Linked DNA regions of Homo sapiens: all the other regions are linked to region 1. Evidence: chromatin loops called from intact Hi-C (ENCODE). Cell type or tissue: endothelial cell of umbilical vein. All regions are shown on one strand. Links, peaks and the distances in the headings refer to the core of each region. The heading gives the core; the rest is flanking DNA. Region 1 holds the start of SHTN1 (shootin 1). Region 2 overlaps SHTN1 (shootin 1). Region 3 overlaps SHTN1 (shootin 1). Region 4 has its middle 5.4 kb from the start of MIR3663HG.

Region 1 (7,861 bases), core at 1,936-6,935:
AGTGTTTGCCTTTTGGAGAGTTTAAGCCATCTTCATTTAAAGTTACAGTTAATAAGAAATGACTTATTTCTGCAATTTTGCTATGTATTATCTATATGTCTTATAGCTCTTTTGCTCTTCATTTGCTTCATTATTGCCTTATTTTATACTTAGTTTTTAAAAAAATGTGTATGTTTTTGGTAATCATTTTGACTTCTTTCTCCTTTCCTTTTGTGCATATTTGGTTGATATTTTCTTTTCTTTTCTTTTTTTTGAGACAGAATTTTGCTCTTGTTGCCCAGGCTGGAGTGCAATGGCACGATCTCGGCTCATTGCAACCTCCTCCTCCTGAGTTCAAGTGATTCTCCTGCCTCAGCCTCCTGAGTAGCTGGGATTACAGGCATGTGCCACCACGCCCAGCTTATTTTTTATATTTTTAATAGAGATTGGGTTTCTTCATATTGGTCAGGCTGGTCTCAAACTCCTGACCTCCGGTGATCCACCCGCCCTGGCCTCCCAGAGTACTGGGATTACAGGCGTGAGCCACAGCGCCCGGCCAATTCTATAGTTTTGAGTATATTCAGAGAATTGTACAACCATTACCACAATTAATTTTAGAAAATTTGTATTACCCCAACAATTAACCACACACCTATCAGCAGCCATTCCCTGTTTTCTCCCAGACCTCCCCTACTTTCACCCCACCTCAGTAGATACTCACCAATCAACTTTCTCCCTCTATGGATTTGCCTGTTGTGATCATTTTATACAAGTGCAATCATACAATATCTGGTCTTTTCTGATCAAGTTTTCACTGAGTATAATGTTTTCAAATTTCATCTGTGTTGTACCATATATCAGTACTTTATTTTTATTACCAAATAATATTCCAATATTGCCATTTTCATATGATAATTAACATTACATTAAATAGCTCTGTACATAAGCCTTTTAGGATAGATTCCCTGATATAGAATTAGTGGATCAAAGACAGTGAACCTTCTTCTCCTCATTGTATTTCAATCTTATTTATCTGTATACCTCAAAAGATGACATATGTGATTTTACTTTAATTACCTGAAAAATTAAATAAAGATTAAAGAGAAACTCCTTCTTGACCACTGCACTTTCACACTCCAACCCCCACACCTTGGTCCTGTTCCCCTACTTTCTATCCCTAGAGACAGCCATTATCCTGAGTTTGGCACATATTCTTCCAATTCATTTTTTAAAAGTCTGTCCTTTATCTCTATGTATATATTTGTATATATATATGTAAACACACACATTTTTAAGGGTTTTAAATGACCTGTTATTTGGAGGTCAATAGTAACTCCAACGTGATGCCTGCAACATAAATCACTATGTATATTATTATTATTGAGATGGAGTCTCGCTCTGTCACCCAGGCTGGAGTGCAGTGGCATGATCTCGGCTCACTGCAACCTTCGCCTCTCGGGTTCAAGTGATTCTCCTGCCTCAGCCTCCCGAGTAGCTGGGACTACAGGTGCCCGCCACCACACCCAGCTTTTTTTATTTTTAGTAGAGACAGGGTTTCACCGTGTTAGCCAGGATGGTCTCAATCTCCTGACCTCGTGATCTGCCCGCCTCGGCCTCCCATAGCCATCACTCTGTATATTATTAAACGGAACAAAAACTAATTTATCACTTCTATCCTTTCCATCAATATTCATATCATATAAATAAACAATAGTGTAATGGGAGAACTGAATCCCAATAAGGACTCTAATAGCCCTCCTAATAATTCATACCATGTCCTCAAGTGAATGCCATATTGTATTTCAGGAGTTTTTTTTTTTTTTTTTTTTTTTTTTGAGATGGAGTCTCACTCTGTCACCCAGGCTGCAGTGCAGTGGCAGAATCTCAGCTCAGGAGCCTTTTCTAATTTTAAGGAGGATAAATGGGATTAATTGCAAGAGGCCGCAGATTTAGTATGGAACCAAAAGTTTGATTATAGATTTGATAATTAACTCATTCTTAAACTCCAGAAATACTATCTAACTACTGTATAATTGGAGTAGACAAATCAGCCATTAAAAAAAAATGGAACTTTGTGAACTAAGCCAAATATTTAATGGGCACTCTGCTTGTATTTGGTAGAGTGAGAGAGAATGAGTCAGGATGACTCATCAGGTTTAACAGGTTTCCCAACTGCTGGACAAAAGCTAAATGTCCATTATTTTTCATTAAAATCTCCCGGATTTTTTTATTATTATCTCCTGGGGATCTTCATGGCAGCTATCTGCAACTATCTTGAATTATCTTACGCATACCTAGGGAAAGGGCTGAATAATACAATCCCATATCAAAATTATTTTTAAACTTTAAACATTTTAATACACTGTATTAAAAAATACTATGCTGCCCTTTTAGATCATTCTACCCCTAAATCACTCATGCTAAAGTACTATATTGCCATTTTAGAGAAAGAGAAAGCAGTGCTACCATTTTTTTTTTCAAAATTTTAGTTAGCATGTAGTGAGTATCAGAAAGACACTAGTTACAGGATTTACCCATATCTCAACCTCACTCTACAACTATCATGGAGAAATGAACACAAGAAATGGAGCTGGGCACTTCCATAAAACAGCAATTGAGGAATGAGCAGCACTGTGCTGTTGCTGTACCCAAACTAAGAGCTTAGAGGTAGTGAGAAAAACCAAGCTGTGCAATAAGTCTAATTCAGTTTGGACTTATCTCCCATGCTTAATGATCAGTGTAAAAGAACTGCAACCTTCAGCTTATAGTCAGCAACCACAACCCCTTTCTCACAGACCTGTAATTTTTTTTTTTTTTTTTTTTTGAGACGGAGTCTCACTCTGTCACCCAGGCTGGAGTGCAGTGGCGCGATCTCGGCTCACTGCAAGCTCCGCCTCCCGGGTTCACGCCATTCTCCTGCCTCAGCTTCCCGAGTAGGTGGGACTACAGGCGCCTGCCACCACGCCCGGCTAATTTTTTGTATTTTTAGTAGAGACGGGGTTTCACCGTGTTAGCCAGGATGGTCTCGATCTCCTGACCTCGTGATCTGCCCGCCTTGGCCTCCCAAAGTGCTGGGATTACAGGCGTGAGCCACTGTGCCCGGCCACAGACCTGTAATCTTTATTAAAAACAAAAAAACAAAAAAAAAACAAAAAAAAACTGCATTATAAATTCTGGACTTGGTGTTTTGTTAATCTTCCTCTATTAAATCCTTACAACTCTTCCTTGAGAGTAGGTATCACTATTCTTCCTATTCTTCAGATGAAGTTCAAAGATGCAGGAGACTTGACCAAAGGTTAGCTCGCAACTAGGGGTTGGGGAGAAGCACCTTTGAAACAATGCAGACCTGCCACTTCTCTCCTGGGCATGGTCTAACACAGACATGAGTTCAAATAGTTCAGAGGGCAGTGAACTGGGACAAACGCTTGGCTTAACTGCCAGCCTCTGCTGCCCGGGGGCTGCGTGACCTTCGGCATTCGGACTGCAGTGGCACCCTCTCTAAAGGGAAGGTCATCCCGCCACCAACCAGATGATCTGCAAGGGCCCTCCAGGCCCCACCATCCACGTGCAGCAGGGTCCACGTTCTGACCACCTGGCAAACCTGGTGCGATGGGGGAAAGCTAGCCAGGGCCCTCCTTCACTCACGGCATGGTCATTTAAGTAGCTGGGCGGCCTGATTCGATCCTTGTCTCCTCTTCAAGGTGCAAAATGTACCACCCTGGGCCCGCCCCTGTGGGCAGCTAGGTTTTGCAACCGCGCCCCCAGAGTCTACTGCGGGAAAACTAGGGAAGAAGCCCAGGCGTTCATGGCTCATTGCGTCCCGCTCTACCTCTGTGGTTCTTTGGGAGCGACCCCCGGGAAGCGTCCAAAGTGGAGTTCCCACACACGCTGCGAACCCACAGCCGGTTTTCTCTGAACTCGCGTCCCTGAGTCCGGGAGGTGGAGGCGGAGAAAAGGGTGCGGAGCGACCCCACGCAGGGCCGCCCCCCCTCCCACCAGCGCGTCCTGCCGCGCCGGCAGCCACAGGCTGGCATAGCGGCTGCCGACCCGCCCTCGTTCCTCCACCCCCTGAACGGGACTGCTGGGCCCGCCCCGCCCCGCCTGCAGGTGAAGCGGCCGCAGCCGCCGAGTAGGTGCGTGGGGATGATCTCACTCGCGCGCTCCGCGCCAGGAGGAGGAGGAGCGGGAGCGGATCCAACTTCCGGGTAGTGGAGCCGCAAGCCACCGGCATCTTGCTTTTTCTTCCCCCTCCTCCTGTGTGCCCCGCGCCGCTCCCTCTTTCCCTTTTATTCCCGGCCCCACCCGCCAAAATGAACAGCTCGGACGAAGAGAAGCAGCTGCAGCTCATTACCAGTCTGAAGGAGCAAGGTAGGCAGCACGCGGGCGCCAGGTGTGGGCAGCCGCGGCCCGTGGGCGGGGACGGCCCCAGGGCGCTGGGGCCAGGGCAGTTGGAAGCCGGGCGGGAGACGTGGCGGCCGCCGTGGTCACCGCAGTAGCTCCGTCACCCGCAGAGAAGCGTCCTCCGTGGCCGGCGCGCCTGGGAAAGCTCTGGACCGAGGATAACGCGGAGTGTCGGGGCTAGTCAGGCCCCGCAGCTCGAGACCCGCTGCCCGCTGGTTGCGTTTGCTGGCGATCGGGGGCTGGGGGAAGGGACGAGGATTCAGTGCGGACGAGGTTGCACAGTGCCACCTTCCTTGCCGGAGAAGCGGGTGGGGCAGGATATTTTGGCTGCTTTGGGCGGCTCAGCTAGCTTGGCCCCACCCTTACACATTTGTTGGCGCTGGGTGGCCTGTAGGGCTGTTTCACACCCTTCCCAGCTTTTCGTTTGGATTCGGTCTAGTTCCTCTTTCCTTGCCCAGCTGGGATTTTCAGGCCATAATTTTTTTTTTAATCACTTCTCAATTTTAGCAGTTTATTAGTCAGCAAGGTCAACATCCTGCCAGTGTTGAGCTTTCAGAATTAACAGGGTTGACGCTGGGCGAAGGAGAGCCAGGCCATGCGCACGCATTTCTGTACTGCTTGGTAACTGGGGATTATCCTTTAATAAAGACCTGCTTCAGTCAATCATTTTTTTCATCAGTTACCACACTTCTGAACCAAACCAGATCAACAACCAAATGCTAACCTATCACATTTAAACACTTATCATTATTACCCTGACCAAAGGGTGGTCTGCGAATGTGGGTCAAGACAGGGAGGAACCAGCCGGGTGCGGTGGCTCACGCCTGTAATCTCAGCAATTTGGGAGGCCGAGGCAGGTGGATCACCTAAGGTCAGGAGTTCGAGACCAGCCTAACCAACATGGAGAACCCCTATCTCTACTAAAAATACAAAATTAGCCGGGCGTGGTGGTGCATGCCTGTAATCCCAGCTACCCGGGAGGCTGAGGCAGGAGAATCGCCAGGAGGCGGAGGTTGCGGTGAGCCAAGATGGCGCCGTTGCACTCCAGCCTGGGCAACAAGAACGAAACTCCATCTCCAAAAAAAAATAATAATAATAAATAATAAAGAAATAAAGGGAGGAACCATACAGATTTAAAGGAAGTAAAAATGTGTAGGAACATGTACTTTTCTGAATGTCTTGCTGACAAGACCATGTAATGGAAGGATCCCTGCTCTGTGGCAAAACCTGGTATTTAGTTGCAGCTCTTTCACTTCTCTTGGCCCAGCTCACCTGCTCTGTGAACTTGGAGGAGTCTCTTTCCTTCCGTGGATCTTCTGGTCAATCAAGGCCGACCTGACTAAAGGCGAGGGTGAAACTGGAGGACTTTCTGAGGTCCTGTCCAGTACTCTTACCTGTTGTTGCGTAAAACCACAGACACCGTTGGGAAGTGCTCCCGGATTCCTCTGAAGCCACACTCTGGCAAACAAATTTCAACATTACTGTTTACTGTGTGACCCTGGGGAAATTATTTAACCTCTGAAATGGACATAACACATTCTTCTGTGATATCCAGCATCTAGAAAGTGCTGGATAAATGTTAGTCTCTTTGGCCTTCCCAGCACCTTTACCTGGCATCCTAGATTAGCCTGAGGTCATAAAGTCACAAGCATCAGTGAATTTAGTGGGTGGACAGAATGCCTTTATCTGAAGTTTCTCAAGTGTTTTAGCGAGGGACTGGATTCTACTGACTGGTATTTTATATTTAATACACCTTCGCCCAACCCAAAACATTAAAACTTGATTCATATTCTAGATTTGTGGAGCTTTCATTATAGGTAATATCTGTCAGTGGATATCAGATCTTCTTATGGTTGGTCAGTTTTCGAATAATGATAAACATAAAAAAATTTTCCCTTTCATTTCTTGTATAATCAAGGGTCGATTAACAATGTAGATAATCTGCAAATTGCTTATATTTGATTTCGGAACACATTCTCCATTCCTATGTTGGGTTTGAGGCCTGACAAAAAGGATTTCTATATTTGTGGCTCTTTCTCCTATTGCATTGTATTGGAAAATAAACAAATCCTTGGCATTGGTATTTTTAGAGGATATATTTCCTTGATTAAGTGCATATGAAAGGTAATAGAACAGTTAGATATTCAAAGTTGTGTTTCTTAAAAGGTACACTTTTGGGGATAGTGAGTCTAGTTACAAAGGTGTTGGGATTTTTTCAGCCCACAGTGTGATTTTTATACATTTCAAAACCAGGTAGTTTGCTTGTCATTGGATCACAGACTGTGGAAACAATTTACTTCAAAAGTGTTCAGTTACTGTTTGACCTGTAGAACTAATTGGGAAGCTAGGGATTTGGAAGAACAGGTAACTGGGTCTTTGAGCATTTAACAGTACATACTATGATCAATTTTGTAAGCTGATGGTTGCATGGTTTATTTTTGAAAATAGTAATTTTTACTACCTGTTACTACCTTTTTACTCACAATGTTAATATTCTGAGTGATAATTCCACTACCCCTATTTAGTGTGAGCAAGAAGAACCACTATTTATCAAATATGTTATTTTCCCTTAATAATGCTGAGTAAACATATTTATTCATTCCTTCAACAAATACTTATCAAGTACCACCATATGTCAGGTCCATGTGGTAGGCACTAGGGGTGTAAATAGTGAACTACACAGTCCTTGTCACCAAATTAATTTTCTAGAAGAGAAGACAGGTACTATTCAAGTTATCATATGAATAAATGTACAATTACTTTTTTATTCTAGGATAGATTCTTAGAAGAAATGGAATTGTTGGATTAGAGGGCACGGACATTTACTTTTGCTAGACATTGCAAAAGTGCCCTCCAAAATGATTATACCAGTTCAGATATCCTTCAGCAGTACCCATTTCCCCACACATTGGTCAACTCTGGCTAATAGCAATCTTTATTCATTTGATGGCCTGACAAGTTTTTGAATTTTTGCCAATCTAATGGGCAGAATGTTACCTTTTAAGATTTGCATTGCTCTGGTTATTAGTGATGTTTGAAATCTTTTTACATGGCCATTGGCCATTTAGGTTTCATCATATGGGTCCTTCCTTAGTGATTTTTTTTTAAACTGATACATGAGACTTGTACATATTTATAGAAGACATGGGGTATTTTGTTACATGCTTAGAATGCATAATGATCAAGTCAGGGTATTTGGGATATCCATTACCTCCAGTATTTATCATTTCAATGAGTTGAGAACATTTCAAGTCCTCTCTTCTATCTCTTTTGAAATATATAATACATTGTTGTTAACTGTAGTCACCCTACTTTGCTATCAAAATGTTAAAACTTACTCCTTGTATCTAACTATGTTTGAACCCATTAAACAATCTCTCTTCATTTTGCCCTGCCTTAGTAAGTTTTAAGTCTAAAACTTGAACCAGTTCCCCAGGAGAGTGTTCAGAAAGGAGATTCCTGTCTACTCTAAACCACAAAG
Region 2 (7,861 bases), core at 1,985-6,984, 57 kb after region 1:
TTTGATAGAATGCAAAGAAAACATGATCTGGTACATTTAATGTAGTGAGGTTGCCTGATATAAAATTGTTAATATCCATGGCTATTTTGGGGAGGGCCACGCAAATGAGATTCTCATTGTCCTTTGGTTCTTCATTTCTTTTTAATTGTTAAATAATCTTGACCATAAGCTGCACATGGACTGGCATTTTCAATTCTTTTGACCAGATTGATTTCTTATTTTAAAAATAAGTTTATTTATATATTTTTTTTCTTTAAAAATGCAGAACTTCGAGATCAAATTGTATCTGTTCAGGAGGAAAAGAAGATTTTAGCCATTGAGCTGGAAAATCTCAAGAGCAAACTCGTAGAAGTAATTGAAGAAGTATGTATCTCAGGCCTGAAAGGCAAGGGCTTTAGCATTTTCAAGGTGTTTGGGGATTTGCTAAGTTAAGAACTTAATATTATAAGCCAATTTCTAACATGAGAACCATGTACCAATTTTAATCTTCTCTCCTCAATTTCAGACATAAAAAAAGGTAGAGGAAATAAGATGATGAAGATTCATGTACCCACTAGCTAGCTTAATAAATAAAATTCTGAAATAGCATGGACATGTTTCCTGTTGTTCCCCCAGTTTTTGCTATGTAAGGCAAATTTGTAAGAATAGTAGCTACTATTTCAAGTCATATATTTTATTGCTGCTGGTAGAGAAAGAAGAGCATGTTTTGCTTTTCCGGTGAATGACTGGTTCAATTGGGAAGGACTGTCCCTCTGTGCATCTCCAACACAGGCATTTATGATAGGTGGTAGGATGGGTTCAAGTGGTTGTTTACAGAATCTTTCTTTTCTGGTGTTTTGTTTTGTTTGAGACAAGACCTAACTCTGTCACACTCAGGCTGGAGTGCAGTGGCATGATCACAGCTCACTGCCGCCTCAACCTCCCAGGCTCAAATGATCCTCCTGCCTCAGCCTCCCAAATAGCTGAGAGTACAGGCATGCGTCACCACGCCTGCCTGATTTTTAAAAATTTTTATAGAGATGTGGGTTCCTGTATTTCCCAGGCTTACCTTGAACTCCTGGACTTGAATGATCTTCCCACCTTGGCCTCCCAAAGTGCTGGGACCACCAATGCAAGCCGCTGCCCTGGCCTCTTTTTCCTTTTGAACTGTCTTTCAGAACAAGACCCTCACAATTGCCTTTTATTTGCACGAGGCTTCAAGGATTTGCCTTCACAGTCTTGATTCTGGATTTAATTTGTATCAGTGGTTCTTAGATTCTGTAGCCCAGCACTTCCCAACTGATGTGCCAACTGCAGCTTGATAAAGTGACTTATGAGCATGCCAACGTATTGATCCTGTCAGTGAGCAGCCTCATCCAGTTACCTCAGTTTGCACACACATATTGTCATTTTCTTGGAGGCCATGATGTAAAAAAGGTTGGAAAGCAGTGTCTGCCAACTTCCCAGCCTGAGCTCCTTTTATTATTGTGGCAAAACATTGTAACGAATGGGAAGAAGGAAGATGATATTTTGGAAAGGACCTTACCGTTGGACAATGTGTACCAGTTACTAATTTAAACCAAAACCAAAAATAAAGCCTACACTAAAAGAACCAGTTAATAGATTATCTGGAGGTGCTGATGGATTCAGAGCCACTTTCAGGACCATTATCTTTGTTTCTTAGTGTGCTCTGTTCCTCAGTTGTGATTATTTACTGATGATTCTCTCGCTTCCCACTTAGAGGTATTATTGGAAGACAATTCAACAATTATTTTTATTATGGCTATTTCAGACATCTGAGAAGGCATAATGAACAAAATAATGGGGCTGAGTTCAGTGGCTCACGCCTGTAATCCTAGCACTTTGGGAGGCCGAGGCAGGAGGATCACTTGAGCCCAGGAGTTGGAGATCAGCAAGACCTCCTAGCAAGACCTCGTCTCTCAAAAAAATTTTTAAAAATATTAGCCAGGCATGGTGGCATGTGCCTGTAGTCCCAGCTACTCAGAGGGCTGAGGTGGGAGGATTGCTTGAACCCAGGAGTTCCAGGCTGCAATGAGCTATGATCGTATTACCACCCTCCAGCCTGAGTGACAGACTGAGACCCTGTCTCTAAAAAAATTATTTTTAATGAACATCCATATACCTGCTACCCAACTTAATTCACAGAATATTAGCATGGTGATGAAAGCCCTGGTGTAACTCTTTCTGGTTGCATACTCCTTGCTCCCTGCCCAGTTTCCCTAAACAACTGTTATTCTGAACTTGGTGTTTATCATGTCAGTGCATATATTTACATGTTCACTACAATACATAGTATTTTGAGTGTTTTTAAATATTATAAACATGCCTGCTTTCTAAATTCAATATATTTGAGATTTATCTTCTACCTTGATATATGTAGCTTTACTTTATGTTCTTTTTTTTTAAAAAAACTTTTCTATAGTATTCTCTTTCGTTGATAGACATCAAAAGTTACTTCAGAAATTTAAATTTTTGTGGGAGTATTTATATGTGTTTTATTTAAGCCAAGAGTCATCAGAGTTCAAAGTCTTATTTTAAAAGTTCATGTTCATCTTACTTAAGTCAAAAATAATCAGCATTTTTATTTTATTGTATTTTATTTAAATTATTATACTTTAAGTTCTAGGGCACATGTGCACAATGTGCAGGTTTGTTACATATGTATACATGTGCCATGTTGGTGTGCTGCACCCATTAACTTGTCATTTACATTAGGTATATCTCCTAATGCTAATCAACATTTAAAATGAATACCAAAATTGAGTATCGGATCTTGACTAAATGATTCTTGTATTTTCTGGGTGATCTTTAGTTGGATTTTTGCATTAAAAATATGAATCATGGCTGGGTATGGTGGCTCACGCCTGTAATCCCAGCACTTCGGGAGGCTGAAGCAGGAGGATTGCTTGAGCCCAGGAGTTCGAGACCAGCCTCGGCAACATAGGAGACCCCATCTCTATATTCTTTGTTTTTTTTTAATTAAAAAAATATGTATCATATACATTGGATGGCTAGCATACTGTTATGTTTAGGTGCCAGTGCCAACTGGAATATATAAATAAGTTCTGTACCAGGTATACATCCTAACTTAAATAGCTATCCTTGAAGCTTTAAAGAAGAGCTTTAATAAAAAGTCCTAACACATTGAAACCAATTTCTGCTTTAAATTGTAACTTCATGTTGAAAGTTGAACAGCAATTGAGTATCACACATTGCCATATGTCCTGTTTTACAATTTTTGGTGTTTTCTCCCCTCAAAATTTCACATTTTTAGGTAAATAAAGTTAAACAAGAAAAGACTGTTTTAAATTCAGAAGTTCTTGAACAGAGAAAAGTCTTAGAAAAATGCAATAGAGGTAAGTCTGTCCAGTCTTTTTTTCTCAAATACGTATGCGGTGTGTTCTGTTTGCATATATTGTGTGTCATTTTACACCTGTGCCTAAATATGACTGTAAATAAAATCTTCTCCTATATTGTGATTTTCTAGCATTGTGTCTCTCCCATTTCCATTGTTTTATTACCCAACTTAGAGTCTGGGGACATCTAAAAGTGATTTCACTTGAGGAACAAGGAACCCACTCATTTTGAAACTTCAAACCGAAATACTATTTCTGTCTTACATATATCCAGGGATCATGGCCTTTTTAGCTCTCCCCTCAGCATTTATATGTTTGGTAGGTTATTTAGTAAATCTCAATCCAGAAGAGGTTAGGCTGTCTACATAAAACATGTAACATTATGTGATGAAATTTTAAATTAAGAGGATGTGGAAAAAGGGATAAAGGAAAGTAAGAGTTAGATTGGTATACAAAGTGCATACTTGTTCTGAGGTCTTGCACATTTCCTGCCTGTGTGTTTGAAATCTGGTTCTGAGCTGTCTGACAGTCAGTGCAATAAGAGATTGATGATCATTTAAATGAATCACATGAAAATGAACCTAATGATCAGGAAAAGCAGACCTGCTCTCCTGGTGAGAGGGAAGTGTCTCCAGTGGCTATATCCAGAGAAAACTTTGTGTACTTTGGGCAACAGTGACTTTATCCATCTAGTTATAAAACACAGCATCAGCTCTCATCGGGGCTGTTTCATGTATCTCCCAGTTTAAGACAAGGAAGTGATGCCAAAGTGTAGTTCTGCAAAAATAATTCTGGAAGTGGTAAGAAGAACTTAATATACTTTCTGTTCTCTCTTTTTCCCTCAGTCACTCTCTTTCCTTGTTTAGAAGCTGCAACACTAACAGGAAACCTTTGCGACCCAGGGCCTTCCCTATTGTTATTGGTGGTAGCTGTCAATCTTTTTGTGATTCATCAACTGGGAATTTTTTTTGTAAATAAAGGACCTTGTAGTTAAATGTGGGCAATATGCTGGATTGTAACATTTCTCCAAGTCTTTCTGTATTTAAAGATAGAAATGGTGTAGAATTTTCAGTCTTGATTCACTGTGCTAGGAAAAGGGTTCTGCAAGGATTAATCATGTAGATCTTGCCTTCAGAGAGTCCCCTGTCTAGGAAGAGAGAAAAATTATATAAATAAATACCTGACTAGGACCAACCTGATTTCTTTCAGATTCCAAGTCAGAAGGGCCAGGACACGTGAAAATTCCCTTTTTATTATAGTGTTCTGGACATAGAAAAGAGAGTCAATTATCTTGCCTGGGCTTCAGATCGTCATAGTGTTCTTTGTTTTCTTCATGAAATTTCTTGTTTAAATAGGCTTGAAAATCATTTAGCTCTCAGGGACCTATAATTCACACCAAAAAATCACCACTCTTATTGCTTTACTTATTAGTCTTTCATCTGAAGAGGCTGTAGATTGAGTACAGAGTTTGAAATTCTATGTCATTACGCAGCAAACCAGTCCTTAAGTCAGTTAGGATTGAAGTGCCCTGGTGGAGCAGTGTGTGAAGGCAGCTGTTAAGAGAGCCTTTTGAAAGATTTTGTTGGTATGACTCAGCTCAGGGTGGAGGTGACTCACCAGAAGTGGATGGACAGTGTGCTGTCTGCCCAGCTTGTGCCTAATATCTAATGGTATCGTCACTCCCTCTGTCCTGTCATTATCACTATTTAACAAAATAGGCCACTGAATGTTGAAAATAGCAAAGAATTTATATTACTTTTATTTGACAGGACCTTTTGAAGCTTTCGGTCTTGCAGTAACTCCTTGGTACAAAGCTCTGATTCTTTGGTTCTGAATGCATCTAAGGCTGTTTCTCTCCTTTGTAAATATGGAGAACACTTAAAAATAACTTATATGTCCAGGCGCGGTGGCTCACACCTGTAATCCCAGCACTTTGGGAGGCTGAGGTGGGCGGATTACTTGAGATCAGGAGTTTGAGACCAGCCTGGCCAACATGGTAAAACCTCGTCTCTACTGAAATACAAAAATTAGCCAGATATGGTGGCACGCACCTGCCTGTAATCCCAGCTACTCAGGAGGCTGAGGCAGGAGAATCACTTGAACCTAGGAGGCGGAGGTTGCAGTGAACCAAGATTGCACCACTGCCTTCCAGCCTGGGCGACAGACATAGTGAGACTCCATCTCTCAAAAAATAAATAAATAAATAAATAAAACATATATATATATTATATATATAAATCATTTTATATATTTATATATAAATCATTTTATATATTTATATATAAATCATTTTATATATTTATATATAAATCATTTTATATATTTATATATAAATCATTTTATATATTTATATATAAATCATTTTATATATTTATATATAAATCATTTTATATATTTATATATAAATCATTTTATATATTTATATATAAAATATTTACATTTTATACATATGTATATACATATACATAATTTATACATTTATTTACATTTAATATTATATATAATACATATATTTTTATACATAAAAATGTATATATTCAGGTAGTATACTTTTTTTGGTGGAAAATTTAGATTCATGTAAGGAAAGAAAAAAATCTCAACCTTTACAATCCAGAGATAAGCACTAGTACCATTTTAGTGTATATTCTTCCAATCTTAAAAAAAACTCTCTCTACATATATACATATTAAATGTTTTGTTAAATATGTTTATATATATATTTATATATATATGGAAGACAGAGGAAATACCAGTAAAAGGAATCTCTTTATACTTGCTGGTACCTTACAAACCCATGAACATCCCTCTCTACTCTTACCCCTCCCTTGAATTTTTATTATTTCCTTTCTTTTATTTGTAGTTTTGCCAAATATGTCTATATCTCTAAACAGCATTGTTTAATTTTGCATATTTTTGAACTCTATGTAAATGGAATCATTTTTCCTGTAACCTTCTGCAACTTTTTGTGTTTGTGAGATTCATGCATGTGGACAGGCATAGCTGTGGTATGTTTGTTTTCACTGCTATATACTATTCCATTAGATGACTACACTAAAATTATTTTAAGTAGTATCCTATTGGTAGACTTTGGGCTGTTTCCATATTTCTGCTATTCTGAGTCATGCTGTTATAAAAAATGTTAGACATGTCATCTGGTGCACATGTCCAAGAGTTGCTTTAAGACACATGCCAAATGTCAAATTTTATCTTCAGTTTTTTTTCACTGCATACCAAATTTAATAAAACCATGCTTTAAAATTTTTACCAGTTGCCTCTTGGATGGGTGTAAGAAGTGTTTTTACTCTGCATTTCCTTGATTCCTAATGAAGATGAGCATCTTTCCACATGTTTATTGGCCTTTTGTATATTTTCTATTCTGTGAAATGGCTGTTGATGTGCTTTATCTGTGGCTTTTAAAGAACAAAAATGAATTCACTTTGCACTAATTTTTGCAATCTATTTTTAAAAATACATCACAGATGTCTTTCCATTTACTAAGTATGCTTCTACAATATAATTTTGATGGCAGAATAATATTTCTTGTACTACAATTTACTCATTCTTCTGTGTTAGAGTATTATGTCATTTCACTTTTATCAGCAATGAGGTAGAGAGCATCCTTGCAACCAAATGTCTGTATATGCTCATGTGTTACAATCTTAGCATATGCATTCCTGGAAGTGGGATTATTCAAAGTGTATGAATAGTTTTAGATTTTTGATTCACGTTGCCAAGTTGCTCTCCAAAAAGGTTTTATCAGTTTGTATGCCAACCAGGAATGCATGAGGGTACCTGTATGCTGGTATGAAAAATCTTTTCAACACTGTTTTTCATCCATATTCCTGATTATTTGTGTGACTTATTGTCTGGGTTTTTTTTTTCCTTTATCTTCTTAAGTGTCCATGTTAGCTGTAGAAGAGTATGAGGAGATGCAAGTAAACCTGGAGCTGGAGAAGGACCTTCGAAAGAAAGCAGAGTCATTTGCACAAGAGGTGGGTATCTTGTAAAAATCTTATTTTTTTTCTTGAGACAGAGTCTCGCTCTGTCACCAGGCTGGAGTGCAGTGGCGCAATCTCGGCTCACTGCAACCTCCGACTCCCTGATTCAAGCGATTCTCATGCCTCAGCCCCCCGAGTAGCTGGGATTACAGGCACACGCCACCGTGCCCAGCTAATTTTTGTATTTTTATTAGAGATGGGGTTTCACCATGTTGACCAGGATGGTCTTGATCTCCTTATCTCGTGATCTGCTCGCCTTGGCCTCCCAAAGTGCTCCCAAAGTGAGCCACCGTGCCCAGCCGTAAAAACCTTTTGAATTTTTGTTTTGTAAGGGACCTTGCAGACGACATATCAGACAAATTCTTGAGGTTGAATAAGAACTTACCAGTTTGAATTAAGGATCTGCTGGTTTAGGGAGGCAGATATAGAATAGTATCAAGTTCATTGTCAAAAGATCTGGGCTCAAATTTTGGCCATGTCAGTTACTAGTTGTAGTAGTGTATGACC
Region 3 (7,861 bases), core at 1-5,000, 120 kb after region 1:
AAACAATCAAAACTACCTCTGCTGTAATGCCACTACTGTTCACTGCAGTAACTGTATAAAGGGCTTGGAAAAAAATAAGAATCCTTATTTTTACACCAGAGAAAATATAAAAGGAACTTCCTCTTTGGAGTTTGTCCAGGAAACGACTTTATAAAGACAAATTTAAATCTTTCTGTTTTCTGTCCTTGAAGGCGGTAAATATGGTTGCGGTTTTATCCATTTTTATTGTAAATGAAACAGAGTTCAGACCGTCCGGCTGTGCGTCATTTGTTGGATGGCTGCCACAGACTAATGCAGACATCCCACTGGGAGACCAGAGAAGAACTATACTTTGATTCACCAGATTGTGTTAAATAGTCCAGCTGTTGCGATTTGAAAGATAGTTACCTCAGAAGTGAAATAGAAATGAACTTGGCATTTATGCCTCAAACCATTTTTATACTGTTTGGCAATCAGCTTTTCAGAGGTAGCATTTTATAAAATAACTCTCACCGCTTAAAAGTTCATTCACTGTAATGTTCAAAATGTCCCACCTTTATATTATCAGTAAAATTAAGCTTGAGTGATATGCAGAATTTGCATGAAATAAGCATTTCCCCCTTCATTTCATGAGCTTTGATTGTATTCAATTGAGCTCAGAACCACGTCTATTAGGGCTCTTTTGGGCATTAGTTAATTTGAATTGCAGCCGAAATGTTAGCTAGAATGTTGTTGAATATAGTTGGAACGTGGAAAGTTGATTTTGAAAGGAATTTCATTGAATGCAAACGATGTCCTTTTTAAAAATTAGAATGCTGCATTTTCATCTCTTGTAACACAGTCTGAGAAATCACTGAGTCCTGTAAAGTTCAGCGTTGGCATGGCCATTGCCATTGTTCTGATTCTTCTGGTACCAGTATGGTTTGGAGTCAGGTCTTTCCTTTTACTAGTAAGTTGCCCCACCTGCTCAGGCCCCACGTTTGGGCTCTCTTGCAGTAGGGGCACAATAGCTGCTTTCTAAAAGGTCACCCAAGTTTTACTTGGGCACCAGGCTTCATAGAGTGGCATAACTTGGTATATTTCTCGTAGCTTTTATTTTGCTTTTTGGTTTTTGGTTTTGTCTTGAAATAGCCTTTGAGCACATAGTCTAATATGACCCGTGAAAAATATCTATATGAATGGATCATAAATGACAACCAGTATGTTGTGGTAAGAAAAAATTATTGGACAGGAAATCAGGATTCCACTAGTTTAGTCCTGTGTCTGCTGTTAACAAGTTGTATGCTGATTTAACCTCACTGTTCCTTGGACACTTCATCTGACAACTGAAAAGGTTAGACTAGCTCACCATGGTGATCCCTGTCAGCCCAAGCATCCCATGATTTTAGTTTTAATTTATAAGTGATACTTGTAAAATTTAAGTTTTACTTGCAGATTTTGTGGCATGCAGGAGACAGGCTGCCATCACTTTTTAGAAGTACAGACTTTTAATTCCTTATTGTGGTCTTAGTCCTTAGAGGTTGCATTAAAGTAGAAAAAAAAATTGAACAGAATGACAGTATATTACAATTCCCATTGAAGTGTTGCATTTGAGCTTCTGGGATTTCTACCTTGGGGAGAAGCTTCATATTTAACCCTCTAGAACCTGCCACCATGACTACTAGAGTGAGAACTTGGGTTCTTGGCACCATCACTGATGCGGCTCTGTGGCTCTTCCCATACGATAGGAATGAAGGTAGAATGAGGCCTAGGAGAAAGAAAGGACTCTCATTCCAGAAGGAGTCTTGGGCAGCTGCCCGTGGGAGCCAAGAGTGGACCTAGTGATGTCAAGCCAGGAGGAGCTACAAACCACAGGGGAAAAATTAAAACTAAGGGATAGCTTGAAGGGATAGACTTTATTTACAGATCTGGAAGATGGAGATGGAAACGGATTCGGAAAGAATGAAATCAGTAAACATGCCAAAAACTAGCCTGTAGCCTCCTGTTTCTAGGAGAAGATGCCTTTGAGAAACAGCATGCTGTCATGGAAAAGGCAGAAACAGGGAGACAGGAGCTTCTGACTCTTGTTCTGACTCTGCCACTGATGAGCTGTGTGGTTTCGGGCCAGTTCCTTCCCCTCTTCATGCCCCATCATCCTCATCTGTAAAAGGACAGGTCAGACTAGACGATTGCCCTAGTCCCTTTCCACCTTCCACTGGGATTCTAAGGCAGTGGTCATTATCCTTGAGAAACCAGTCACTCTCCCTCCATGCCTAGATTCAGAAAATGCCCACTGCGCCTAGTTCAGTGATAACAAAGGGGTTCTCAAATTGTAGCCTATAAGTGACTTAATAATAGATTAATCTGCAGTCAAGAAGCTTGCTTCAGGACAGGGAGATCGTTCTTTGGACTGAGACAATTCCAGGACAATTTCAGCCTGACAATACTAGGTTTATGAGTTTTCAGTTCAATCAACATCCATGTATTGCTGCTGTGGAGCCCAGAGAGCACTTCCTGGAAATTTTTAGCCCTGAGCTGATGAAGAAAGCTTTTTCTAGGATCTGTGCACCACCCCTTCACCTACAGACACACACGAGCATGGAAACATCCATGGTAGTTCTACAGAAGTGATGAAGGTTAGTATGGGTTGATGGAAGTTGCTCACCTAGAATGAGAGAAATACTACCTCCTTTGCATGCTGAAAGCAGTTTGACTGGCTTACATAAGAGTGGGCCCAGGCCCAAGATGGTGAAACCTTCGTACTGGTGACTCAATCTGCAGACTTGGATGGGACTTTCCCTGGAACCTTAGCTGGGCTGCAGCTTTATTTCCTAGAATCTCCTCACCTGTTTGTTTTCAGTTTAGAGTTGCCGACAGATAAATCTGCATGAGATTTAGAAGGTGGAAGTGAAGTAGTTGTCTTAAAAAAATTTTTTTTAACCCTCGGAAGGTCCGTGTAGGGCAGGCTCTGTTATAGCTTGTGCATGACATTCCTGATGTGCTGACTCACCTAACTGGCATGTGGCAGTGACTGGCCCACAGTTTCTCCAGCTCCCCACATCTCCTCCTCCAGCTTTTCCAAATCCTGGGGCAGGTGCATGTGCAGCTCCTTGGGGAAGGCTCCTGCTTATTCTGCAGATTGTCTTGCATCATCAAGATTGGTGCTTGTGAGAGAGAGATAGGTGCAGCTCTAGTTTGTCCCCAGTCTCTGTCACTTTACAGCCGCCTTCCCTCCCAACTGTCAGAACAGCTGACTGCAGGCCCAGTGTCAGACGCAGAAGCAGCAGATTTACACAGACGGCATGACTAGTGCCTCTCATTCCCTAAGGTCTGATTCCTCTGATCAATCCTTAATATTACTCATAGTTGTTCTGCTTCTCCCATCACAGGCTTTTAAATATTGTGTGGGTCAGAGAGAGTCAAAACAGGTACCACTGGAGAAACTACACCCCATTCTGATTCCCAAAGCATAGCGGCAGATGTCTGGAGAAGTAGTTCCTTGGCCAAGGTAGATGGACAATGTCATGGTGCCATAATCAGGCAAAAATAAAGGAATCTGTCCTCACTACAGCACAGCCTGTCCCCAGGCTCCTGATTATTTTTGTTTTTACCACCTCCAAGGAAGACATAGTGTTTGTCACTTAGGATGATGACCGAGCCACACATAGGTAATATAACCCAGTAGCCAGAGGGAGTGGTTTTTAAACATTTGGACAGATCTTACAGTACTGGTCAGAAAGTGAAAAAAGCAGTGTGGTCTTTGGGTTTGAGGTTTTGTGCCCGTGACCGGGTCATGCAGGTTACTTTTGCTCAGTAGTTGATCATTTGTTCTGTTGTTTTTGTTGCAAGAGAGACATCCAGACCTACTCACACCCAAACCTTGATTTCTCCCCCTTCATTCTGAACCCTTCAGTTTATTAGTATTTGCCCATTCGTTTAGTCCACAAATGCATCTGTGCTAGGTGCTGGGGATAGAATTGTGAGTAAAGCTAAACAGTCCCTGCCTCGTGGATGTTTACATGCTATTGGAAGAGACAGACAGGAAACAATTGTGGTAAGTCCAACAAGGGAGAGGTATTAGGTGGTAAAAGAGTGTCTCCTGCCAGCTCTGACCTGCTGAAGGGGTCAGAGAATAGTAGAAACCAACTCCTGGTGAGGGGCTGGTAGAGCAGTGGGCAGGCACTGGCTGGCAGCTCACTGGCACCTGGCGGAACACCAAGAGGTGGGATGGTGGTGTGCCGGGTCATGGTTAACAGCCAGTTCTCAGGGACAAAAAGGCCTGATCCTAGCATTTTCCAAAAAGACCAGAAAAGTCCGAAAGCCCCAGCCCTGCCTGCTGCAGCTGCCTCCACCTTCAGGCCGCAGCTCAGCAGCCTGAACCTTCGGGTGTTTCAGAGATATCTGTTCCCATAATGAAATCCTCACCCATTCAGCCTGAGAAGCCATAGCTTCTTGCAGCAGAAGAGACGAGAGAAGGAGTCTGTGGAAAACTGCCTCTGAAATTCCATAAGAAATTTCTCAAGAAACCTGATTCTCCTTTTAGAAACATTAATGGTAACTTAGCATTTTAGCTTCTACTCTGGCTCTCTCTCCGCCCTTGGTCCTACCACCACCCCCTCCTGAAGTCTGACCAGGTCTCCTCTAGTTGGTAATGGCAGCAGTCAGCATGCCTCTCACCTGTCCATCAGTGATGAGGGGTGATTACTCCCCTTGTCCCTGCAGGCTCCTCAGCACTACCCTGCAACCAGCCATACCCAGGGACACACAGGAGGGAAGGGAGTTAACTGGCTCCATCCAGCTAAGTGAGGGCGGGTGGGGGTCTGGGCAGCAGGCTGTGAGAAGTTCACAGTTTGTCCATGAGCTTTACGCTTCCTGAGAAGAGAATGCAATTAAGCAGGTAGGTGCATTTGGCTTTTTAACACTTCTGTAGTTAATCGCTCTTTCTCTGCCTTCTTTCTTCTGGCCTTGTGCTCCTAGTATCAGCTGTGTAATCTGATAGCTTCATTTTTTCTTTTAAATGGCTGGCATCTCAAAGACTACTATATGCATGTTGATTAGACTTAGAACATTTTGGGTTTTATGTTAGTCTGAATCCAGAATATCAGAGACAACTATTTTCTCTCTCTGCTTTTTACTTTTTTTGTCTAACTCTTCATCTCATAGGCCTCCCAGTAGCATTGGATGCAGGAAAAAATACATTGACGGTGAAAAACAAGCCGAACCAGTTGTAGTTTTAGATCCTGTTTCTACACATGAACCCCAAACCAAAGACCAGGTTGCTGAAAAAGATCCAACTCAACACAAGGAGGATGAAGGCGAAATTCAACCAGAAAACAAAGAAGACAGCATTGAAAACGTGAGAGAGACAGACAGCTCCAACTGCTGATCCATAAACCAGAAGCCTGACATGTTTGGAAGTCCTTTTCAATAAGCACATGATTAGTGTTGTTATATTGGCAAGGGCTGTAGACATTCTGCTCTGGTCACTGTATTCAGAATACAGGTTCTTTTCTGGTGTCACTTTTGTAAGTAGCAACTATAAACATAAGTAAGCTGTTTAGCAAAACACACATTCCTAGTAGGTTTTGGTTTTTTGATCTTTATAAAGATGAGGTTTTTTTCCTAGTTACTGTATTAAGTATGACTTCTTTTAGAAGGTTACAAAAAAATTCAGATGTTGATACCTTTTTAGGAAATGTGCATACCACTCATCAAATGGAATGCTGAAAGTTTGAGGTGCTTGTATATAATCGGATAAACAAAACTGATCAACCCAATGTGATTTTAAAAGCCCCCAAAGAAGCTTCTGTTTTGGGTCTGATCCTCTTGATGGAGAAACTGCAGCAGCATGGAAATTGTTGGGTACTGTGGCATACAAGTTATTTTCTACAGTAGACTGAGATAAACTGAAAACTCAGGAGCTGGCATCAAACTCGTAGTCCCATAGTCAGTGTTAATTACACACATTGTTAACTATTGGATGAAAAATACATGCTATTGATTGTGTCCAAAGCCTCCCGAGGACCTCCGTGGGGATGCTCTGGTAGCCTGAATACAGAACTGAGGTGAAAGTCCAAACCTTGAATTTTACAGTAGTAAGTTGGTAAACCATGTGCTCTGTGCTATGAGTTAATTATGTTTTCCCAAATACTAATGTGGCACAAGTACCATATTTTATCAGAGTTCTTATGTACAGTATGGTGAAGATAAGTGACAAGCACACATTTTTCTTGCTTCACTGCTGTTCTATATTACACAGGTTTGTTGTTGTTTTTTTTAAAAAAGAAATTAAGCAGTAGTTAGTCTCTAAAAATACAATGTTTCAGGCTACCACAGTGAATAAATAGAAATGTAATCAGGGATTAAAAAAAAAACTTATGCAGCTTTTCAAAGTTGATTGTTTCAAAATTGGTGTTTATTTAAAATAAGTGGTAATGTACTTGAATGCACTTTTTATGACAATGATTCAGTAATGGTAATTTTACTATTAAAGAAAGTGAAAGGTTTAGTTTTGTTAGCATGGCTCAGCATGTAGCTGTCAGGTGTTTTTCACCTAAGGGCAAAAGAAAATGATAGTAATAATTGCAGTAGTTGTATTGTATTGTATTTTTGCACGTGTGGTAAGCATAGGCTTGAAGAGGTGGGTAGGCAGGTACATGTACTTCCTAAATTTGGAGATAATTATCTTTCTGTAAGTTCGTTATGCTTGACTGTTTCCATGTTCTCCCAATAATGATTTTATAGTTACTTATCACTTTACTCATGGAGAATTAAAACGTAATGTTTTTCAACTGTATCTTTCTTTAACTGGATAATACTGCTATATGATATGCTTACTACAGACTGCATTAATTCACGAAACGAATTCTGTTATGCTGTAATTTGAACTCTCCTCACCACAACTTATTAAAAAGGCACCAATAGTTTCCCATTAAGGGTCAGTTGTGGTTATTATTAACGTTTCTGGTTTAGTTCCCCAAGCTTGACATTCTTTAATAGAAAATTGTATATGATTTGACAACTTTAGTAATTTTTAATAGTCCCTAAGATGGTTTATTGAGTTTTCTTTCATGTTTCTTTGTGCTGTCTTCCTTCTTGCATCTGTGATCTGTCTGCCAGCATGCAACTCACACACATTTAGGAATATAAAAATATGTACACTGTCTTTCCATATTTCATCACACCATCACAGAATAATATGGTTATCAAAATACCCTCCTTTCTAGAGTAAGAAGTTGCCCTTTGGGTGAAATGTGTTAGCTGGACTAGGGAACAATTAGTAACAGGTATTTTGAAAGTATTCCTGCCTTTTTTAAGCTGCTTACTTTCTCTCACTGTGATTACAAAGCATTTTAAATTAATTTGACATGAAGGTATTTGATGGAAGATATTCACTCACCTTTTTCTGCCTACAGTTTTTCCCTTTTCACTTTGGTTTTGAGGGGGTTTTGCCCCTGGCTGGGGTGACACTGTCAACCAAAGCAAGGGATCCCAAATAGGAAGACATAGGAGAACCGTGCTTATATCTGCAAGGTATGTTCATAGCTATTGCACACACAAAACTTACATACGTCCTGCTTACACAATTTTAAGTTGGAAAAGACTGCATCTTTATGTTTTTGATTTCTCTAAAAGGTTATTTATGCTTCCTTCTGTTTGGGAAAGATAAATTAAGTCTTGTGCGCTATAGAGGATTTTTTTTCTTTAAGAAAAACGAATGTTGATGCATTTTATAGCCCGAGTGAGGAACAGAGATAGAGGTACTTTGTGCCATTGCTATTAAAGAAAAAGAAAATGTCTCTTTTTTTTTCTGGAAGAATAAGATTTTAATTAAAGCACTTGCACCCTTTTGTATGTGAGCTGGTCTCAAACAAAGTCCTCACCCACAGCAGTTTCAGCAGCT
Region 4 (7,861 bases), core at 1,205-6,204, 170 kb before region 1:
GGTTTGGTCACGTGACTTGTTTTAGCCAGTGAAATAGCCGTGATGGCAGCCAAGGTTTTGAATGTGTTTGCATGGATTGGTTTAGCCCCTCGGGCTTCTGTTATGCACCATAAGAAGAGCATTTTCTGGGAGCTGTTGTTCCTAGACACCTGGTGCCCAGAGGCCCCAGGAACCCCATCTGAAGCAAAGCCAAACCAGCCAGCCCACAAACCTGTGGCAGATACCAGAGAATCAACAAGGAGGTGTGATGTGGTTTGGATGTTTGTCCCTCTCAAGTCTCATGTTGATGTGATTCTCAATCCCTTATGAATGGTTTAGCACCGTCCCTTCGATGATGAGGGAGTTCTCGCTGTTAGTCCACATGAGATCTGGTTGTTTAAAACTGGTGGGGCCTCCTCCGTCATTCTCTTGCTTCCACTTTTTCCATGTGATACACATAACCCCCCTTTGCCTTCCACCATAATTGGAGGCTTCCCAACGCCCTCCCCAGAAGCAGATGCCAGCACCATGCCTCCCATACATTCTGCAGATCCAAGAGCCAATTAAACCTCTTTTCTTTCTAAGTTACCCAGCCTCGGGTATTCTTAATAGCAACACAAGAATGGCCTAATTCAAGGTGTTAGGAATTGGCATATCCTGGAGGACACTGTCATCCATCCCCTCTTAATGACCCTTCACTCTAAAGAGCACTTTCAGCCGGGCAAGGTGGCTTATGCTTCTAATCCCAGCACTTTGGGAGGCTGATCACTTGAGCTCAGGAGTTCAAGACCAGCCTGGCCAACATGGCAAGACCCCGTCTCAACTAAAAATACAAAAAAGATAGCTGGGCATGGTGGTGGCGTGTGCCTGTAGTCCCAGCTACTCAGGAGGCTGAGGTGGGAGGATCACTTGAGCCCAGGGGCAGAGGCTGCAGTGAGCCGAGATGGTGCCACTGGACTCCAGCCTGGAGAGAACTCCTATATGACCCAGAAATTCCGCTCCTAGATACATACCCACAAGAATTGAGAACAGGAACTCAAATACTTGTATATGAATGTTCATAGCAGTATTGTTCACAATTGCCAAAAAGTAGAAACAACCCAAATGTCTATCAGTGGACGAATGGAAAAACAAAATGTGGAATATACACGTAACAGAATATTATTCAACCATAAAAAGGAATGAAGTATTGTTACATGTCACGATGTGTATGAACCTCAAAAGCCTTATGTTAAGTGAAAGAAACAAACACAAATGGACAGAAAGTATATGTATTTCTATTACATACCCAAAATAGGTAAACCCATACAGACAGAAAGCAAATTGGTGTCTGCCAGGTGCATGAAGTATTGGGAATGGGGTCTACCTGCATCCTGGGTACAGGGTTTTATTCTGGAGTGACAAAAAATATTTGGCCGGGCATGGTGGCTCACGTCTGTAATCCCAGCACTTTGGGAGACAGAAACAGGCGGATCACCTGAGGTTGAGATTTCGAGACCAGCCTGACCAACATGGAGAAACCCCGTCTCTAATAAAAATACAAAAAAATTAGCCGGGCGTGGTGGCATGCGCCTATAATCCCAGCTACTCGGGAGGCTGAGGCAGGAGAATTGCTTGAACCTGGGAGGCAGAGGTTGTGGAGAGCTGAGATCATGCCACTGCACTCCAGCCTGGGCAACAAGAGCGAAACTCTTTCTCAAAAGATACATATATCTATATTTTGGACCTAGATAGAGGTGATGGTTTACGTAACATAGTCAATGTACTAAATGCCACTGAATTATTCACTTAAAACGGTTAATTTTGTGTTATGTAAACTTTACTTCAATAAAAACAAAAGAGAAAAGATTATGTCCATACAAATGGGGTGTTTAATAACCAGAAATACCATATGGACTTAGTGTCATCTCCTCTATCAATGAATCCGCTCTGGAGTAGGAGCATACTAGGTCTCAGAAGCTTGCAAATTTTATTCTTTTTTTTTTAACCGCCTCACTCCGCTCCCAAGAAGCTTGCAAATTTTAATCTGAGTTAATTTGCAAGTGGATTTGGGTAATCTGGCTCTAGATCCACTTAGAGGGTGCCTGTAAATAACTGTCTTGAGGGCAGGGGAAAGGCATTATGGCATCAAGCAGATAAAGCCTCTGATCTAGTTACAGTTCCTTCCAGGGATGAATAAAGCTTTGGGGACATTATCCAACCGCTTTATAAACCCAAGTTTATAAGGCCTGAACCCTCAAGCCCTTGAATTCCTTGTCACCACCTACAAATTTAGATGAGTTGCCGCAAGGGGGCAGTGGTGTCCAGGCGATGACCTCCCATGTTGCGCAAATTCGTAGAAATACTGAGTTTCAGATTCTCGAGTTTCTCTCGTTGAAAGCGGTAGCAATTATCCCCAGTCCACTTAACAAGCCAACAGCCATTTAGAAAATATGTATGTATATTAAAGAAAATACTGGATCTGGAAAAAGATCTTTCGAAAACATCATGTCCAACCAGGGTTATTATACAGAAACTGGGTTGAGAGAGGGCAGTAATTGGCCCAGAGCCACGGAGCCAGGCCTGGAACCCAGGTCTCGTATATTCACGTCCCATGCTCTCGGTGCTGCAGCCTCCTGCTCCCCTGAGCCTTTCTCCGGCGTTCAGCACAAGCCATGCCTGCGTGGTGACATGAGCACCTGTCTTTGTTGTTCCTACAGCACAGTTCCCGTCCCATTTCACCGCTGCCTCCAAATTCCCACCCCAGCTGCGCCACGTCTCTCAAGCAGAGCTGGCGATCCGAGAGCAGTGACTGGGGACGAGTGTCCACGCGGGGCTGACGAACTGTCAAAGCCGCCACCATCTGTCAAGACCTATGAGGACGCACACAGCACGGGCAGGCGGGCAGGAGAAGTGGCGGACGCAGTCGGCCACCCAGCATCAGCTCCGGAGGCGCGCTGCTTCACCTGGTGACCTGTCCCCGGCCTACGGGTCTCCAGGAAGCACTCCAGTCCCTGCCAGATGCTAGCGGGAAGGCAGGAGGGGGCGCCGTCCCAGCACCCCGGAAGCTGCCAATCTGCTTGCGGGGCTGAGACCGATCTAGGAAAGGGTAAGCAAAGATGCACGCGCCTGGGCGGCACGCAGCGGATTTCCAAGTCGTCTGCACAGATCATTGACCCCGCAGGACACGTGCGCATGTTGGCAGGGCCGACTCCGGAGGAATTCCAACTCTTCTGAATCTGCCACCTTGCAGAGGGGACAGCTGACCCTTCGCCCCATCTCTGAAAGGGCCAAGGATCTTTCCTCTCATTGCTTCCTACTGAATGCCCAGGATGCCTCGGTGTTGCCTACCTTCCGCAAAATCCTCAGGGCTGGATCGTTTTCGGAAACTGCCACCAGAGGGAGCTCCAACAATAGAGCTGGATTTTGCTTCCTCCCAGCTCATAAAGGAAGTCGGGGGCGGGGGAAATGCTGTTCTCTGCCACCAGCAGGTGCAAAGATCAGTTTAAAACGCCCAAGATTGTAACTTCACTACTAATTCGTGAAAAGCATATGGTGGAATAATGCTGGATCTGCAGAGTGACAGAATAGCTGTCCTCCACCGTGAGTTTCCCTCATTTCAGACTCAAATACTTCAGACCCAAATGATCTCCAAATCAGAACTCCTGCCTCTGCATTCAGTCTGTAGTGTTCTCTCCAGAGGACTGAATCCTAGCACCCTCGCTCCCCTCCCCTCCTCTGCCAGGCTTTACAGCCTCCGGAACTGCCCTTTCAACCAGAACAGAGCCCAGACTGTCACCTCGAACATCAGAGGAGTCCCAGCCCCATTCCTGAGTGCCCCTCTTCCCCCAGCTGCCCTGTGAACAGTGATAAGAGCTGTGACTGTGTTCTCCAGGCACTGAAATTAAAGTCAGAACCACTCCGGCTATAGATTCCATGTGCCGCTTCTTACTGCAGACCCTCATCTCGGTTTGGGATGGGGATGTGGGCAGTGTGTTTTGCTGCCAGGATGAAGTGGTTCAATTCTCCTAGAAGGAGATGCAGCAGTCACGTCCAAAAGCATGACAAAGCCCACCTAAGATGACCTGTATCTTAGAATAGTCTGAATTCATGAGGCTTCCGTCCTCATGTGAATATGTCACTAGCACTTGTTCCTTCTTCTGGGGGTATACTCAGCCAGCAATTTCCTTCTTTAAGTTTGGAGACAGTTGTAAAGAGGGGAGAACCCTTGGGCTCATGGGCCTTTAGTTTTCATGCAAAATCTAAGACCTCACCTAGTGGGGGAGGCAGAGAGAATTGGCCCTGACTTTCAGGTTTGGGGGTTCAGCACAGATCACTGTTGTGGGATCCAGACATTCCTGCACCCAGGAGATGTGCAAGGACAAGCATGAGAAAAACTGCATCTGGCCAGGCACAGTGGCTCACGCCTGTAATCCCAGCACTGTGGGAGGCCAAGGCAGGTGGATCACCTGATGTCAGGAGTTCAAGACCAGCCTGGCCAACATGGTGAAACCCCGTCTCCACTAAAAATACAAAAATTAGCCAAGCATAGTAGCACATGTTTGTAATCCCAGCTACTCAGAGGTTGAGGCAGCAGAATTGCTTGAACCTGGTGGAGGTTGCAGTGAGCCGAGATCGCACCACTGCACTCCAGCCTAAGCAACAGAGCCTTGGGGGAGAAAAAAAAGAAAAACAATGTATCTGAGGCGTGCGTGACTACTGGGTAACGGCAGCCATTCCTGGGGATGTCTGGAAAGGCTTCAGAGGGCAGGCAGACCTGAGTTCCTCCTGCCCTCTACCAAGAGATGACTGCAGCCTCCAGCCTGGCCTGCACTGGCAGGCACCTTCAAGAGGGACGACAGGACCAACAGGGAGCTGCTGCTGTCCCCCAGGCCTCCCCTGCTCAGGTCTCATTTGCCATTCATGACTTGTAGCTGAGATGGGTGGAAGGCGCCCTCTGAGGCATCTGGGTTCAAAACTCTGAATGAAGAGAGCACTTGCATTCTCTTTCTTCTCATGCATGGTCAAAAATGCAGACTCTGTCCAAGATGGTGCACACTCAGGGTTTTGGTTCAGGGATGATCAAGCCCCTTCATCAGTGATTTTCATCCTCATGTCAGCTAGTGCCTCCTCTGAAATGGCCTAGAGCCTTCATGCCATTGCCTCTGCCTTCCCCAGCATCCCCATTTCACAGGGCAGCTTGAGGAAGAGGGGCAATGAGGAACAGGGCTGAGACTCCTCTGATGTTTGTGGTGACAGTCTGGCTCGGTTCTAGTTGGAAGGGCAGTTCCTGAGGCTGTTAGTTCCAGACCAGCCTGGCCAACATGGCAAAACCCCGTTTCTACTAAAAATATAAAAAGTAGCCGGGTGTGGGGGTGCACACCTGTAATCCCAGCTACTCAGGAGGCTGAGGCAGGAGAACTGCTTGAACCCAGGAAGCAGAGATTGCAGTGAGCCAAGATAGCGCCACTGCACTCCAGCCTGGGGACAGAGTGAGACTCCGAAAATAAAAATAAAAATAAAAATGTGCACATTCTGTTATTCATGTGTGCATTTTAAAAAAAATGGCCTTATCAAGGATGAGGGTTTTGGCATTTGTGCAAAGCCTGAGGTTTTAGGAAAATGTCGTTGATGAACTGACGCTGGCAAGACTCTCCATTTACAGTAACCTGTGACTAGAAATGTCTCACGTTGGGAGAAAAATGAGGAATCCGGGAGAATAAGTGTCATGGTGGGTTTATGTGGGGCATTTTCTTCTTTGTCCAACACCTCAGATCTGCAACCAAACCAGCAAAAGCTAGTACGTCTCAGGAAAAACTTCTGCTTGTTACCGAGCTTCCTGGAAAATTGCATTTGGAGAGCTATGAAGGCTTGGCTGTGAGTAATTTGTTTTTTAAATAGCTCTGTTAGTTGGTCCACATTGTGTTTTTCATTCCACCAGAGCCGAAGGTGGTGTTTCTTTTGTTTATGGTATTAGTGTTATATTATTGGTGATCTCATTGTTCTTGTTTGTGACATGTTTACCTCAGTAGGACAGTTATTGTAGGAGGGAAGTCGGGAGCCAGTCTACCCACCAAACCTGCAGAACTAAAGAAAAAGACTCCAATCTGTCCCGCAGGGTGCATATTACTCCTTTCTTGGATTGTTAAATTCTAATTATAGGCTGTTGATCCCCATTAGAACCATTTGTAAGCCTAAACACTGTTGTGCAGCATCTTTTGCCAATAGGTGTGTTTCATTCCAATCGTTGTATAAAACATAACATTCGTGCTTTTGGGGGACTACAACAGGTTAGTGTTCTCTGGCAAAGTTGGACAAGAAATAGTCAAAATATGACTCAAAACTAAGATAGTGCAAACAAAAGTACACTTTGCCTTGATGTTTATTTATTAGGGATTTCTGAAACCCTAGGACACTAGAGCTCACCTTTCAGATCTCAGACCTCAGATGCCACATCGTCAAGGAAGCTCTCCTGGACTGCCCACTTCCACATTCCTGGGACAGCAGAGATCTCCCCCAGCCCTGCCTGGCACTTGACACAGTGGATCATTTCACAGGACTGGGGGATTAGTTAACTGTCTTTCCACTAGATGGAAAGTTTCAGAGGAATCCTGTCGGGATTACCGATGCCTAGTATGATGCTTAGCACACAGTAGGCATTTAATAAATGTGTTGTGTAGTGCCTGTGTACTGTTTTATTTGGGAATCTTCAGAAGGTAAGAAAAGCAAATGGATACATTCATAATAAGTATGAGATGTGGAGAGCAAGCAAGTCCGTAGATTATAAGACGTAAGCAAAATTCATAGTATGTGTTAAGTAGAAGAGGGGATGAATAAGATGGAGCTGTGAGACTCAGGAAGAACTCACAGAATTCACATGGATAATGAGTAAATCAATAACCTGTGGGAGATGTTGAAGACAGATACAATAAGTGGAACATATAATAGAACAAACCAGAGTGCTATGGACCAATAGAGAGACATTAAAAGACCAAGTTGTAAGATACATTCATGCTACATCAGGGCTGACAGCTATCTGATTCCCAAAATCAGCCACTCATCCATCGGTGACACCCATTATGGTCCCAGTTGTGTTCTGCCCAAGAAGCACAGATAAACAGAGAGAGCTGTTCAGGAGGCTAATGGATGCTCCTGCTGTGGCCAGGAGAACTTGCCCCTGGCTCTCCAATAGCAAAAGCGTGTATCGTTGCCTCGGGCACCTTCTTTCTGTTGGGTCCCTTCACTCATCCTCAATTATGGTCCTTGTAACCACATCATTAAGAAAGAAAGTTAATATGGGTGGGAGGGATATGGGTGGGAGGCAATATGTGAACATTGCATATTAAATGGCCCAGGATTCAGGAAGGGGACTTCCCACCTGCTTCTGTGGTATATGTGTTAACCTACCCCATCTCTTTCCTCTTGCTTCTCATTGTGTGTTTAAAATTTATTCAACAATCTGTATGATTCAAGTATCTTAACTAGATCTTTCTATTGTATTACCTCCAGAATAGTTTGCCTGGTAGCGCAATAGTTTGCCTGGAGATTAATTTCCTATACAACATATTGAAATAGTGCATTGTGAATTGGCTACTATGACTGCTGATTAGGGTGAGGGTTAGGGTTAAACCAGTTTCTGAATCTAGCTACTCCCCCCTACCATAAAAACCACTTGCATTCAACAATTAGCCATTGCATTAAGTGCTAAAGATACAATGATGAGAAAACAGCCATGATTCCTGCCCTCATGAAGTTTAGAACAGAAGAAAGACTATCTGGTAATCACACAAATAAGTAACAAATAAATCTAACGTTTTAACCAGTGATAAACCCTCTGAAGAGAAAGTGCACTGAGGTCCTCTGAGAGCATATGCCAGGGGAATTTGACCCATTCAGAGAGGGT

The links. Hi-C counts contacts between places; a loop is a spot of excess contacts. Peaks named below come from ENCODE experiments on the same cell type or tissue, not always from the same donor. Only the 100,000 strongest peaks of a DNase experiment are listed, where the experiment ranks them.
Region 2: it touches region 1 in a loop (6-fold over the local background); 12 of 110 quality-filtered maps call a loop at or near these places.
Region 3: it touches region 1 in a loop (6-fold over the local background); 3 of 110 quality-filtered maps call a loop at or near these places.
Region 4: a loop joins it to region 1, with 5 times the contacts of the local background. A loop is called at or near these places in 21 of 110 quality-filtered maps.

What each region holds. Positions count from the first base shown.
Region 1 is chr10:117,001,508-117,009,368 of GRCh38, reverse strand. It overlaps SHTN1 (shootin 1), which reads left to right and starts at 4,182. Exons shown (of 17, transcript NM_001127211.3): 1 at 4,182-4,347. The coding sequence starts at 4,290. RefSeq lists silencers at 4,006-4,085, 4,316-4,425, 4,297-4,591 and an enhancer at 4,406-5,099. In endothelial cell of umbilical vein, for the core only: no CTCF peak of the experiment used is centred there; DNase peaks (open chromatin) are centred at 4,478, 4,528 and 4,648; H3K4me3 peaks cover 1,667 bases; H3K27ac peaks cover 1,287 bases.
Region 2 is chr10:116,944,411-116,952,271 of GRCh38, reverse strand. SHTN1 (shootin 1) reads left to right here. Exons shown (of 17, transcript NM_001127211.3): 6 at 266-363; 7 at 3,275-3,356; 8 at 7,254-7,348. Among named protein-coding and RNA genes, the nearest start is that of SHTN1, 57 kb to the left of the region's middle. In endothelial cell of umbilical vein, for the core only: a CTCF peak has its summit at 4,876; DNase peaks (open chromatin) are centred at 4,271 and 4,941; H3K27ac peaks cover 2,208 bases.
Region 3 is chr10:116,883,827-116,891,687 of GRCh38, reverse strand. It overlaps SHTN1 (shootin 1), which reads left to right. Exons shown (of 17, transcript NM_001127211.3): 17 at 5,122-7,861. The coding sequence ends at 5,344. It also overlaps a transcript of ENO4 not described here. Among named protein-coding and RNA genes, the nearest start is that of ENO4, 38 kb to the right of the region's middle. In endothelial cell of umbilical vein, for the core only: no CTCF peak of the experiment used is centred there; DNase peaks (open chromatin) are centred at 237 and 2,847; H3K27ac peaks cover 1,184 bases.
Region 4 is chr10:117,170,537-117,178,397 of GRCh38, reverse strand. No RefSeq gene overlaps it. Among named protein-coding and RNA genes, the nearest start is that of MIR3663HG, 5.4 kb to the right of the region's middle. RefSeq lists an enhancer at 3,100-3,279. In endothelial cell of umbilical vein, for the core only: CTCF peaks have their summits at 2,267 (motif pointing right) and 3,345 (motif pointing right); DNase peaks (open chromatin) are centred at 2,287 and 3,367; H3K4me3 peaks cover 807 bases; H3K27me3 peaks cover 1,306 bases.